Linked DNA regions of Mus musculus: region 2 is linked to region 1. The links are chromatin loops, found by intact Hi-C in ENCODE. Cell type or tissue: heart. All regions are shown on one strand. Links, peaks and the distances in the headings refer to the core of each region. The heading gives the core; the rest is flanking DNA.

Region 1 (7,026 bases), core at 1,354-6,353:
GGAGCCTCTGTCTTCTCCCCACTCCTCCCACAGGACTCCTTGTGAAAGAAAGGGGTGTTGGTCTAAGGCTTTAGTCTGACCTTTCAGGGTACAACAGCTGACCCCAGGGAGAGACTTTCCAGCACTGGACTAAGGTTATTTGGGTCCAGTATATGCTAAACTGAAAAGACGTGTTGGAGTGGTTACAGCTAAAAGTTTGCAGAGGCAGGAACCGTGAGAATCCGCACCAGGGAGGCCGCCAAGGGCTCCTCTGCTCAGACCATGGAGATGTCAGAATCCCCTAGGGGCTGTTTTTCCCAAACCCAGTGCTGATGGGTTTAACACACCATAGTGATGTTACAGAGACTATACATAAGAGAATGACTTGAGAGAACTGAAATCAAAAAGAGACTGTGACCTAGAGTGGGTTTGGGGAGGTGACATAGGAGAAACACTTTGGCACCTGAGAAATCCTACAGAGATTACAGTGATCTGTTACTGACTGTAGGGCTCTTGCTACACTGCCTAGCAACTTGGAGGAGCTTGTGTCCTTGCTGTAGTACAGCTTCAGAATCTGATTTGCTCTGCTAGACAGAACTGATTAGGGCTGAATACTTTCTTTCACAAAGGACCTAGTTGACTTGCTTTTATATGAACTATGACTGTTGAAGGGATAATCTTCAACTAGGTTACCTAGTAGGCATCTCGTATTCGTGAAGCAAGGTATCTTGCTACTTGCCTTACCTCCTAGAATACTGATCTCTTTGTGTTGTGGCAGCATCTAAAACACAGATTTTGTGGTTCCTGTATCTCAGTGAGAGAGCTGCATCTCCACCCTTATAGCCTATTATAGTTCTTGTCACTGAAGTTCCAGAACTGTGGACTCATCCCACTACAAACAGGCTTTGGGCAGGACTTACTAACATTTTATGCCTAAGATATTATTCTTGTAGCACCACTAGACTTGTTAGGTTTAGAACCATTTCTGCAACTAGCTGCTTATACCCTGCCATTTTCCTGCAGTTAAGTAAGAAATGTTCCAGGGCAACCAGGGATTAATGTTGTCTATAGATCCAGAGAGTTGGGTTCCCAAAGGGAAATACATTTTTTTAAGCAGATAATATATGCCATTGAACATTTGTTTGATTGTTTTTTGCCTTTCCCATGAATTTGTGCTCACTGGGCTTTTAGCTTCCTTGTACCTACTTTCTATACCACCTTGGCTGTTTCCAGATTTCTTCACCCCAGGAACCCAAAACCCAACTTGTTTCCCATCTGTACAACCTCTCTGATCTTCCATAGCTCTGAAACACAATGCAGGGCTTCTTCTCACTCACCTCTTTCCGGGTTTGTTCTGCAGCTGTGGAGTTTGAATGTTAGTGTTTAAACAAGCTGGTATTACACAGGAAACGGCCACCTCCACAGGCCCCTGCAGGCTTGTAACATGGGGTCATTGTACTTGATATTAATCACCAGTCAGCCTATTCCCCCAGTAAAAATATGAAGAAGTGTGTGAATGCTTAGTCTTCCTTGGTCTTTCTAGAAAGACAGACTGAGCCCTGGTCAGACCATTCCAACCTTTTGCCATTCCTTAATCCTGTCTGTTGGAGCTCTGGAAACAGTTCTACCTGACTTTCCCTGGCAGATAGCAGACCTTTCTCTCTTTCCGCATTTCAGACAAGGAGATGATGACTGTGGTATACCATGTCTCATATGTTCCACACCTCAGTCTTGCAGGGCACATAGCTGTATAGCATCACCTGTGAGAACTATAGAAACACAAAAAACTGTGGGCTCACTAGAGAACAAGCTTCTCAATTCCCTGGACTGAATAGCTTTCTAATGCTATTTGCAGAACTAACCCTAGCCTGAAGGGTTAATCTGATTCCCCAAGTCAATATCCTCCAAACAACCAGCCAAGAGTGTGTGTTGGTTCATTTCTGTGAAATGTGTTTCCCCAGTCACCTGGGCTGGCCTGGGCTGCATTGTATCGGCCAGCAGCTGCACTGCACTCAAACTGACAGCTACATTAAACCTTGGAATTCTGAGGCAATAAAAAGTAAATTAACTCTTCCCCCACCCCACCCCTTGCTGGTGGAGTAAGTGAATGCATGTCTGTAGTGAACCTTGGTACTGAGTGCATACCTCTAACTAGTCATTGCTGGTCTGTCTCAGGCTAGGATCTGGCATTCAGACTACAGCCAGAGCTCTGCTTTCCTAGTGTGTGGTGTGTTCTTCGAGGTTGGGCTAGTGGGTCACTTTGCAACTGCTGATCCCTGAACACTAATCACACCCCAGCTTCTGAGAGACTTCATTGTCGCCATTCTGGGAGCCATAAATGGGTTTATTGAATACAGTTTCATATTCTCAGGCTGATTTGTGTCTGCTTGGTGAAGAGTGTACCCTAACTTTAGTGAGATTTTGTAGGCTCTGGTACATTCTTCAAATACAAGTTGAACCAGAAGAAGCCAGAAGGATTTGTCTAAGCCAAGCATAGGACCATATACCTGTGATCCCAGCAGTCAGGATCACTGAGGCTTTGAAGCCAGTCAGGGCTACATGGTGAGTTCCAAGGCAGCCTGGACTACAGAGTGAGGCTCTTCATACCCTTCTACCCACCTATAACCTTCGGTCTCCTCAGCAAAAAGCTAGATAGGAATGGGTGGCAGAGGGGCTTGACTGAACCCCACATGTTCTCAAGTATCTTCAAGCTCTTCATAGCCACAAGGATTTTACTTTGTGCCCTTCCATCAACCTGGACTCCTAAGGCTTCAAGGGCTGCTATGAGGTGAAGGTTAAATGGCGCTTCTTATTAGGATAAGAAAGAAACATGGGGAAAAAATTCAAGACGTCCCCCTTCTGCTTAAACAGGAAACTGTTCACGCATGGAATTGACCTCTCAACCCTTACATCATCCTCTCGCAGATATTAGCTTTTCAGTTCAGGCCTCTCACCTGGGTTTTTGGAGAACATCTCTTTCTCCTCCTCCTCCTCCTCCTCCTCCTCCTCCTCCTCCTCCTCCTCCTCCTCCTCCTCCTCCTCCTCGTCATCATCGTCGTCGTCGTTAGTTTCTTGATTCTTATTTCCCATACCTTTGTCACAGGTTGGCCCATGGGTACCAACAAGATCAGGCTGACCTGATTGGAGTGACTTTTCATTGAAGCATTTTTTATATCTCCTTGATTCTGATCAGTCTAGCTTGACCCTTGGACTGCTTTTATTTATATTTCTGACTTGGGAACTCAGGGCACTTCCCATGTCTTTTGGCCCCAGCTGCTGTCTTACAAAATCAACAGGGTAAGAACTCTCATCTACCTTATCACTGCAGTGTGTCATAAGGTTTTGGCACAAGGTGAGTAGTAATGGGCAAAAGATAGAGGTGGGCAGGAGTCCCTAGTGATGAGCAGCAGTCTCTGGGAGGAGTCAGTTTGCTTTATCTGAGCCTTAGGGGACAGGAGAGCATGGTAATGAGAACCACATGGTACCACATATTTCTTCTTCTTGGATCCAAGATGGTAAGGGTGGGAGGATGAGAGGGATGTGGGGCCTCCCACTGAGGAAACTGTGGGTGATTTTCTGCCGCCTCTCTCTGGCTGGGGATACTACTGCCTACACCCTCATCCCTAACTATGTCCTCAAGCAGCCTTGACCTGTTTAGCACCAACCATGACCTCCAAGCCAAGAATTCAGATGGGAGACTTTTCACCTTCTTCCTTCTTACTGGCGTTTTTCCTGTTTATTTTCCAAATTGCTGCTCTGCAGCCAAGCAGTGCCTGTTGGCCAAAGCTCACCACGCTGTGGGATCAGACTCAGGCAGTGGGCTCAAGTGGCCAGCAGGGCACTGGGGGAGGAAGCAGGGAACTGGAAGAGCCTCCCTGTGTGTCTCCCATGGGCAGCACTAACCTCAGAGGCAGCCCTGAGCAGCCCTATCACATCCGGTGCTTGTCTCTGCAGCCGGACCGGAGGATAAACTATCAGAGCTGTGGGGCAGTGCATCATTCCTCTTATTATTTTCTTCTCTGCAGATGGGGTCGTGGAAAGTTCAGTTCCTTTTAACCCTCAAAGTTCTGTTTATTCTACAGCTGGTAGCCTGAGTGCCGCGTTTCCCATTACATCACAGAGGAGCCCAGGCAGATTTCTGCACAGAAAAACGTGTTGCAACTGTTTATTTTTTTCCATATTTAAACATTTCTGACAGCCAAACTCAGCTGAGCCAAAAGATGGAGCTTTGTGAATGAGTCTGGTTGTTGGTGTCCATGCAGAGGGCTTTAGAAAACCTGCATCCCCCTGGTGATTCTTCCCAAACGTGTTCTTCTTGCTAGGCAAAGCCTGGGAAGTGACTTGGTTCTGCAGTACACGTGTGTTGATTATGTGCCGTTGTATGATTAATGGGACCATGTTCCGCCTGGTTCCCAGGACGCTCTTGAAAACAAGATGTTTCATTTCATTGCCTTTTCCTAGTGTAGTGATCTCAGTAAATAAACCACCTCAGCCTCCTTCCACCTGGAGCTGGTGAGGGAGGGAGTCCCCATGGCTCTCAGTGGCAATTCCTGGAATGCCCTCTTTCCTGTCATCTTGGAATGGGAGTTGGGGGTTTAATGGCATAGGTCTCAGCCTACCCTGTAGGCTCATGGACAGTACCCCTGGGAGATTTCAGGGGACCCTTAGAACTTATTGGCATAGAGTTTCTTCGTACTCAGTCTTTCCTGTGGAGTTTTCTTGTTGTTTTGTTTTCTATTTGTTTTTTATAGTATTTCTAACATCTTAGCATCTAGAGGGTAGATGCTATTCCATCTCCTGGGTTAGAAGCTTTTCTGGAGGAGAAAATCAAGTCTGTAAACTTGGCAACCATTGGATACAATTACAATTGAGGTTCACTTAGGCAGGCAAAGTTTAGGTGATGTTTAGCACCCACCAAACAGTCTGAGCCACAATAGGTGATGGTATGAACTAAATGAACCTTCTTTCTATAATTCTACCTTGGAGTTTTAAGTAGAGAGAGAGATTTTGTAGTTTTAGTTTTCTTCTCAGGTTTATCCAGAACCCGATGATGTGGGACTGGCTGACCAAGCATCCTGGTCTGTGTTGGACTAGGGGACTTAAGAGATGTGAAAATTTTAGTGCTAAAACTTGGACAGTCCCAGGATGGTTAGTCATCCTGTGTCTAATGTACAAGTGAGAGAAGGAAGAAGGCGTGGGACAGCCAAGATAGCATTGAAATGAGCAAGAAGCTTTCCCTTCCAGAGCAGACTTTGGCAAGACAGGAAGGGGGATTTTCTTGGACATGTATTCATTTTACTGCTTACATATAGAGAATTACTTTATAAAGTATTTCTAAGAGGGAAGCCTACGTGACTACACAGTGTGACTACTCCCTGTGTGCCTGTGGCTGAAGGAGAGAGGCTAGTGCCCAGTTTCTGTCTGTGTGGTATATACTTGACTATGCAAGAGCAGGGACTTCTGAGAGCTGCCGTAGGCACTGGGTATCTAGACTGTTTAAAGTGTCTCATCATACTGTCTGGAAAGGTGACAGAACCAGCATTAGGCAACTGGTTCTCCAAATTCTTTTTCTTTCTCTCTGGTTAGGATTAAAAGTCCCCCGATCAATTTCACCTTTACATAGAGAGTACACACACATAGATGGTAGCTATGGGCACAACTTAATATTACATTTTTGATAATATTTCTTGGGAGCTGCCAGCCAGCCTTACAGCTTTTGTTGCAAGTCCCTTTCCATTCCCAGAGCAGGAAGAACACTTTCACCGACCTCTTTAGAACCGTTCTTCTTTTCTTGTCTTGTTTCTCACAGGGTTGCTGTGGATGTCTGGTCAACACTAGCTGATTTCTGTAACATACTGACTGCAGTCAATCAGTCTGAGGTGCCACTGTACAAGGACCCAGATGATGACCTCACCCTGCTTATCCTGGAAGAGGATCGGCTTCTCTCTGGCTTTGTCCCCTTGCTGGCTGCCCCTCAGGACCCCTGCTACGTGGAGAAAACCTCGGATAAGGTCAGCTGCAGGCCAAACATCCCTTCCCATTTACCCACTCTCTTAATTCTCCAGACTTTATTCTTGGGAAGTTTTCTGTGCAAACGGAACATGATTAAGTCATTGAGAAGGGTGTTAAGGGAAAATATCGACCTTTTAGCCGCTGACATCCAGTTCTGTGTCCTGAAAAAAAATCCCTCTCAACTTCCTTTGGGGGGGGGGGTGTCTCCTGTGTATGTGTATGAGAGAGAGAAATGAAGGGGGGGAAGGAAAGGAGGGAGGGAGGGAGGGAGGAAGAGGGGGGTGGAGGAGAGAGAGCGCAGAGCTCCTGGCATGTTGTATATACGATCATTTCCTCACATGTTTAAATAGTGCAGCTTGTGTTGGCAGTGCTCTTACTCAGCTCCAAATGGTTTGCATCATGCTTAAAGCACCCTCCTTCCTTCCCTCTCCCTCCTTCCCCAGCCACAGAACTCTGCACTAGGAAAACAGCCAGGGCTTTTTCCCTTCTCTAAGGAGGAGAGTGATAAATAGGTGACTAGAGAGAAGCAGACACCATGTGTTAACGTACAAAAAAAGCTTTTAGGAATATGAAGCATTCCTCGCTGCCTGGTTTCTATTTTCCTTCCTCTAAGGAGTGTTTTAACTTGACTTTTTTCTTGTCTGTTTATAGAAAACAAAAGCCATTCCCTGTTACCCTGGTGGGGACTGTGGAGAGTCTAGTTTAACAGTTGGGTCTTTAGCCAGTGGAGAGTAGGGCATTCTGGGTTGTTCCATCACACTCGTGGGGAATTAACAGTCTCCTGTGCTAAGGCACTTTTCAGAGAGTCTGTGGCATCCTACTCCCAAGAGGAGAGCCCTTTGGGGAGTAGTCCATGATTGGCTTCTCAAGAGGAAGTCTTTTTTTTTTTAGATGAATGTTATTTTAAAGTTTTGTTGTTTTGCGGAAGTGTCTCACATATACCCAGGCTGACCCCAGAATGGCTGTGTAGCAGAGGCTGGCCTTAAACTTCTAGTCCTCCTGTCTCAATCTCCCAAGTGCTAAGATAAGGTATGT
Region 2 (7,026 bases), core at 737-5,736, 87 kb after region 1:
TGGGCATACCATTTACATCCTCTGCCTTAGAAATTGATACAAAATGGAAAAATATGGTCGAGAAGGGGTTACTGTGAAGATTACATCCTAAATTTCATAGGTACTCTCTCCTTTCCAGAGAATATATGACCCCTTTACCCTTTAACCCCAGAGACTTTACTGCTACGTGGAGATCGTCTTGGAGTTTGCTTTTTAAAGGAGTTGGTTTGAAAGTCTTTCTCCATCCTTTTTTAAAGATTGATTATATGTATGTATATGTATAGATGTATGCGCGCACACACACATACATGAAGAGTACACTGTAGCTGACATCAGACACACCAGAAGAGGGCATCTGATTCCATTACAGATGATTGTGAGCTACCATGTGGCTGCTGGGAACTGAACTCAGGACCTTTGGAAGAACAGTCGATGCTCTTAATCGCTGAGCCATCTCCAGCCTGTCTTTCTCTATTTTGATATATCCCTTACCATATTAAACTGTTGTTTTGTCCCTCTCTGACTCAACTCCTAGAGCCCCTTTGTATGGGAGAATATTCCCAAGAGCCTCCGGTAGAACCCCAGAGTCAAGAGAGCTGTGTTTTTCTCTCCACCAGGCTTATTCCTCTCACACCATGGCAGAATACTCTCACAACCAGCCCAACAAACTGGAAACAGGATTCCATGTGTCTTTGAGCAAGCCCTATACATTACGCCTGTCATGTTCCCAGTTTACTAAATACCTTGAATTCATTTCTCACTGCCACGCTGTAGTTTAGAAACTTAAGAATACTGCATCCAGCCTTAGTTGGTCTCCCTGCTAGTTGGACTACAATGAAGAGAAGACAAAGTCTGGGTAAATTGTCTATGTAAACAGAGTCCTTTTTGGACCTCTTAGATATCCCAGTGAAGCAGAACTCTTACCAATCACAGTAAGTGACATTCCTCTTAAAGGCAAGAATGAATGACCATAGCAGACAAAACTCAGGGAAACTGGGTTCATTCTAAAAGGTGTGCAAATGAAAACTGGAGCAGGGTGGGAGTTCCTTGTCTTTCTTCATGATAGTTCCCACTGAACCTCTAAGGATGTGCTACAGGCAGGCTCAGGATGTCTGCACCCCAGGCTCCTGCTGTGCCCTGGAAATCCCCACCTCCAGGAGTCCCACGTCCACACATGTGGCCTTTCTCCCTCTTGGCCAGGAATCACACTGCTTCCTGAGCCATCTACTCACCCAGGGCCTGCCTTAATGACAACGGTGTTTCTTCCTACTTGTCCAAACATATAACCATGAGACACTGTCTTCTCCTGTGCAGGTTTCTGCTATAGATTGAACTGGGGCTCCTGTAGCCCTTTCACCATCCAGGTGTGCCAAGGACCATTGCAAAATCCTCTCTCCTCTCCTTACTCCTTTTCCTCCTCCCCCAACCCATTCAGTGGCAGCAGTCTCATGCCAAAAAGGAAAGTCCTGGATCCATTACATAATTCTCTATAGTGCGAGCAGTAGCTGGGGCATAAGGTCAGAGGTCATAGTAGGGTCAGGTGGCTGACACACACTGTAACGACAAGGTGGTTAAAATTAGACCACAGAGAGGAAACTGGCAGTCTTGTGGAAATGCAGAAGTTTCCTCTGCAAGTGAGAGACTGGGGATGCAGGGAGGCCACTGTGCGTGCTGCCTGCCAGGCTATTACTCATTTCAGCTCTGTTCTTTAATGCCTTTTAGCCCCTGCTTCTGTATTTCTAACCTTCCTCATCACATGCTTGAATACACAGGATGGAGCCAAGGCTACCTGTCCTTACCCCTTCAGAGATCCAGGAGCAGCCCCCTTAAGCTCTAGAGGCTCTAAGCCTCTTCAGGGAAGCCTCTTAGACGGTGGTGGTCAGATACTTAGCCTAATATTTTACCTTCCGGTGGCAATAGCCATAGGTAAGTACCATCTGGGCAGGGTAAAAGATGGCAGAGAATGAAATTGTGGCACAGATGTCTGGTATGTATGCACTCTCCCTGGCAGAGTGGTGACTCGTTGCACCTTGTCTTAGAAGACGTGGCTCATCCTGTACCACCTGTTGCTGTGGTCCTAGTGAGTTTCTCTCCACCTACCAGTCTTTTCCATGAGCCTGTAGTGTGTCACTTGATTCTTACAGCACCTTGCTAGGGAAATACAAGATGTGATCTTTGGCACTAGAGGGCTTGCCTTCTGCATGGAGGAGTTAGCTGTACAACAGTGGAATGATGAGCCCTGACAGTCCAGCGTCCACATCAGTCCTTCACCTGCCCTTCGCAGTCAGAAATGAGGCTGGAAAGTGGCTCTGAGGGTGATTGGGTAGGGCTAGAGATATGACTTACCAGGTAAGAACACTAGCTGCTCTTCCAGAAAACCCGGGTTCCATTCCCAGCATCCACAGCTCACAACCATCCGTAACTCCAGTTCCAGGGGATCTGATGATATGTTCTGGATTCCTTGTGTACCAGGCATATTGATGGTACACAAACATACATGCAGGCAAAACACCCATGCACATAAAATAAAAATTTACAATGAGTCTTGGTCATTTAACATGTCTTGGAATCACTGATGATTAAAGGGCTGTTCTGTGTCATATCTGGCCAATATGGTGTAGAAAATGTCCTCTGCTTCTTAGATGCACATCAAGCAGGGACCTCCTCGTTGACAACCATCCAGTCAATAGGCATGATAGGGCCCCAGAATCCAACGAATAAGAGAAGGGTACAGATAGCAAGGAAGAGGACAATGCACACATGGGCACAAATAGAGGTGACGGCATGCATATGTGGTCTTGTGGAGAGGATTCCAGTCTAGGTGACTGAGGACACATCATCTGAGACCCTGACAGACTTGACAGCTGATCAGGATAATACTTCATATAACAGCTAAATCAGCACTGTATATGTGCTGCTGTAGCAACATGGGAGCAACTAGTGTGAACTGTGGAGGGCAGAGCTTTGGTGAACTCACCTGCTCTGCCCCATCCTCTCAGCCTGATAATTTCCTGCCCATTCTCAGGTGAGGCAGGAACCATCCAGAGAAGTTCAGAATGACTTAGCTAAGATGAAACAGGCAAGAAAGCTTATCTTTCAGTCTGCAGACTGTCCTGGAGGGAGTCTGGGAACAGGGTGCCAGGGGTGCTAGAAAGCAGTACTTTGTGGTAGCCAACCTGCTGCCATGCATTCCTCGTCCTCTTACTTATATTCCAAACTTAGAAGAAATTATTTTCTGGGTTTTGTTTTTCATAATAGGACTTTAATAAAAGAAAAGTACAAGCCCTGAGGGCACCTGGCATTGGTCCTGAGGTGTCTGCTGCCCCAGGGATGACCTAAAGCAAGGCCTGGCGACTTCCTTCCTTCAGAAGACCTTGGTCTTTGCTTTCCTCCATACACTCTTGTTGCTCATACTACCTCCCTCCCCAGTAACTTTGACACAATTCTCATGTGCCCTGCAGCTAGCAATGTCTCTCGTCTTCATCCTCCCTCTCAGAAAATGCTGTTTTTCTTCTCTCCCTCTCGCCCTGTAGGTTATTGCAGCTGACTGCAAAAGGGTCACAGTGCTGAAGTATTTTCTGGAAGCCCTTTGTGGACAAGAAGAGCCTCTGCTGGCATTCAAGGGTGGAAAATATGTGTCAGTGGCACCCGTCCCAGACACCATGGGAAAGGAAATGGGAAGCCAAGAGGGAAAACAACTGGAAGATGAGGTACTATTCGGGAAGAGCCGCTATGGCAGAGGGAAAGCTCCCCTTCCCCCGTGCCCTGCTGCCCAGGCTGGAGCTTCCCCTTGAGATGATTTATAACCTCTCGCTTAGTTCAGTGTGTGTTGAGGTGACAGCAACCTCTCAAGAGTGCACTCTGCTGGTGCCCCTCCTGCCAGTCCACCCCAGTGCCTCCATCTACGAGTTCCAGATGCTTCTTTTTAATGTTGCATTGGAGGAAAGAGTTTAATAATATTCAGCTCTGGAGGCTTAGGAAAGAGAGTAGAGTGAGGGGTGTTAGGGTTCAGGCTAAGGATCAAGTTTATAGATGTGCGGAGCTCAGCACAGCACAGACCTGAACTCCAGCCTCCAGCTCACGTACAGGAAGAGCTGACATTGCTGGCCCCGTGTGGAAAATCACCCCTCCCCCAGCCTGCTCTCTCTCTCTTACTCCCTCCCTCCTGCACATCCTGATGTGATTAAGGAATTCTCCTCTTGTTTGTTTGCCCTTGATTGTTCCTGTAGCCCTTGCTTCACTCCAGTCTTTCTCTCTCCCTCCCTCCCTCCCTCCATTGCTCATGCCTGTGTGTATGTGTGTGTGTGTGTGTGTGTGTGTGTGTGTGTGTGTGTGTGTGTGTGTGTGAGAGAGAGAGAGAGAGAGAGAGAGACCGAGAGAGAGAGCGCGTATGTGTGCACGCCCATGTTCGCAAGCATGTTTGCCTGTGTACACATCCATGTATCCCTGCTGACCTCCTTAGCAGTTCCCCTGTTGTGCATCTATGTCTTTCTGGGATGATCTCTGATGATCATCTGTATGTGCCCAGTTTGTCAGTTGAAATGAACATTGCTGTCCACACCCCTGAGGCGCCTGTGGACTGAGCGTCATTGTGACTGTGTGGTAGAAATGGAGCATATGTACATATGGCAGCCTCCTTGCTGCTTTTCTGGGTGTGGGTAACTATCTGGGAGTATATACATGTCTCACTTTTGCCTGAAGGTTGGCTCTTTTCTTCTCTTTACTCCATAGTATTAAAGATGAGGGTCCTAGATAGAAAGAAACATAGGATGGAGGGAAGGGACGGAAGCAATTCTAGCCAGAGGCCAGGTCACCCATAGGCCAACACAGTCATTTGGCCCACAGCAGTCTCAAGCGCCCAGTGGAGCAGGGCGGGGTACAAGGATGAAATCAGCAACAGGCCAAGGAAGCCAGATGTCAGCTGGAAGCTGTCGTTTAGGATCTCAGGCAGTGATAGAGTGGCCACCTTTGGAACAGAGTCTTCAGAGAAGCAGTCTTGGCCTGGCTTCGTTAGGATAGCTGGAGAACTCCACCCCATGCCTGATGACACAGGACTCAGCTTCCAGGACAGAGGTGGTTCCAGGGCCATAGCTAAGCCCATGATTCCAGACTCTCTAGATGAAACCTGGGCAGAGAATAAAGGGAAAGAATGAGCTGTCAGCATGGGAGGAGACAGTGGAGTTACCAGAGCCATTGGGGTGTCCAACTTTAGCAAGCAGAACAGTGCTCCTGCAGCTCTAGACGGTGTGGGAAACAGGCCCATGATGTCTATACATCTCCTTTATCTCTCCCATACTAAAAGACTAAAAAAGTAGGCAGTGGAGGATGAGCAAAGCCAGCTCTCCAGCGTGGTTATAAGAGATGCCTCTGAACATCTAGGACTGGCAGCACAAGCATAGCTAGGCAAAGAGGTTGTCCTCCCACCCTAGAAGGGGTGGGCTACCTCTGGTGCCTGATCTGGTTGTACTCTCCTTCTGAGGCTTACTGACCAGGCAAAGGTTCGTGACCCACACCAGGCTGCCCACTTCTTCCTTTTCCCACGAGTCTCCTGGGTTCTTTTATGTTAGTGGTCCCTGGGAAATCCTACTTACCCTGTTCTGTGTAATTTCATAACCCTGCACTTCCTTGTTTGCTATGAGAGCTGAACAAACCTCAGACAAGCTTCTCTGACCCTCCTTTGACCTCAGTCCTGTTCACTCCAAACCAATGCTAACTAACTGTCCATCCCTGGTCAGAGCAGGCAAGGACACTCTTCCTCCGTGAGCCAACAAGCATCTTGTTGCACTTGCTCTTGTCCAGGCTAACCCTGTGAGCAACAAAATAAATGTGAATTTTTCTTCCTCCTCATAGCCAGATATTGATAAGTAAGTGATGCTTGTGGACAGCACCCTAAACCCCCTAGAACCTCTCAGGACAGTTACAGTTATTTTATCCTTACCTGCCATCTCCCAAGACTGGTCTATCTAAATAGGTCCAGGCCTGATAAAGCTGAGCTACCAAGGGCCGTGTCTGGGCTTGCTCTCTCAATTCACAACCCCAGTCCTGCAGTTTTGTTCGTTGTGATTGGTTAGAGCAGGCACAGGAGTCAGACTCACTTGATTTTGAATGCCTGCTCTGCTTCCTGCCACCTCTGTGACTGAACAGGCTATTTTATTCTAAGCCCCTTATTTATAAAGTGCAGATGGTAATAGCTATTGTGCAGGCCCTTGTGAGAATTAAAAGAGTTAATGTATGAAAAACACATAGCTGGGTACACAGCCCATAAAAAGCCCTGAGTAGCTAGTAGCTGTCAGTGTAGTCATCATTCTGTTAGAATTACAAGAATCTTCCTTCTCCTGTTGAATCACTCCCCTACTAGCCCCATCCCCTCAGGCAGCTGTATGTTCTCTCCTGACCAAGGCCAAAAGTGAGAGAGTGAGGAGTGGAGCTAGGACCACCCGGGGAGCAGTGGCTGCTGAGAACTGAGTCTGCAAGTGAGGAAGTGCCATCCCTGGGGAAGGCTCCATCAGCCTGGCAAGAAGGCTCCATAAGCTAGCCAGCCACCTCCTACTTACTCTGCCTAGGCCCTTGGAGGGCAGCTGAGCAAGGCCATGTTATGTGAATTTTTTAATGGGGCCCAGAAGTCTCCACACTACCAGGCTGTGGTCTTAAAAGGAAATCAGGGTAAAGTCTGTAGAGCTACAGCATCTGCTCTTGATACTGTCTGGGGCAAGGGAACTTCCTTGCCTAACTCCCAGATGTTGGCCAGAGTTGATTCCTATCAGATTATTAGCGCGAATTAGATTTAAATTGAGCAGTTCAAGTTTCTCTATTGTTTACTCTTTGAATCATTTGTAATTTCAAAATGAAACCAGGTCCAAAGTTTGTGTTGAATGTGTGCAAGAGAGAACAAGGACTGTAAACACAAGCATGCATGTGAATATATTGATTATAAGTAACACAGATATGAGTATGTAAGAAAAGCTCTAGCATGTAGGTACAGTTTCGGGGGGCGGGGGAAGGTGGGAAGAGTCACTGCTCCTACCAACACACTCCAGGCTAAATACC

Evidence for each region. A loop is a pair of places that touch in the nucleus more often than their neighbours do. Peaks named below come from ENCODE experiments on the same cell type or tissue, not always from the same donor. Only the 100,000 strongest peaks of a DNase experiment are listed, where the experiment ranks them.
Region 2: it touches region 1 in a loop (2.3-fold over the local background); 1 of 42 quality-filtered maps calls a loop at or near these places.

Annotation. Positions count from the first base shown.
Region 1 is chr11:75,047,974-75,054,999 of GRCm38, forward strand. Smg6 (Smg-6 homolog, nonsense mediated mRNA decay factor (C. elegans)) reads left to right here. Exons shown (of 19, transcript NM_001002764.2): 13 at 5,789-5,990. Among named protein-coding and RNA genes, the nearest start is that of Gm51907, 80 kb to the right of the region's middle. In heart, for the core only: a CTCF peak has its summit at 3,812; DNase peaks (open chromatin) are centred at 3,898, 4,408 and 5,958; H3K27ac peaks cover 4,671 bases.
Region 2 is chr11:75,135,681-75,142,706 of GRCm38, forward strand. Smg6 (Smg-6 homolog, nonsense mediated mRNA decay factor (C. elegans)) reads left to right here. Exons shown (of 19, transcript NM_001002764.2): 14 at 3,513-3,689. Among named protein-coding and RNA genes, the nearest start is that of Gm51907, 7.4 kb to the left of the region's middle. In heart, for the core only: a CTCF peak has its summit at 3,836; DNase peaks (open chromatin) are centred at 1,171, 1,551, 3,631, 4,931 and 1 weaker place; H3K4me3 peaks cover 454 bases; H3K27ac peaks cover 4,181 bases.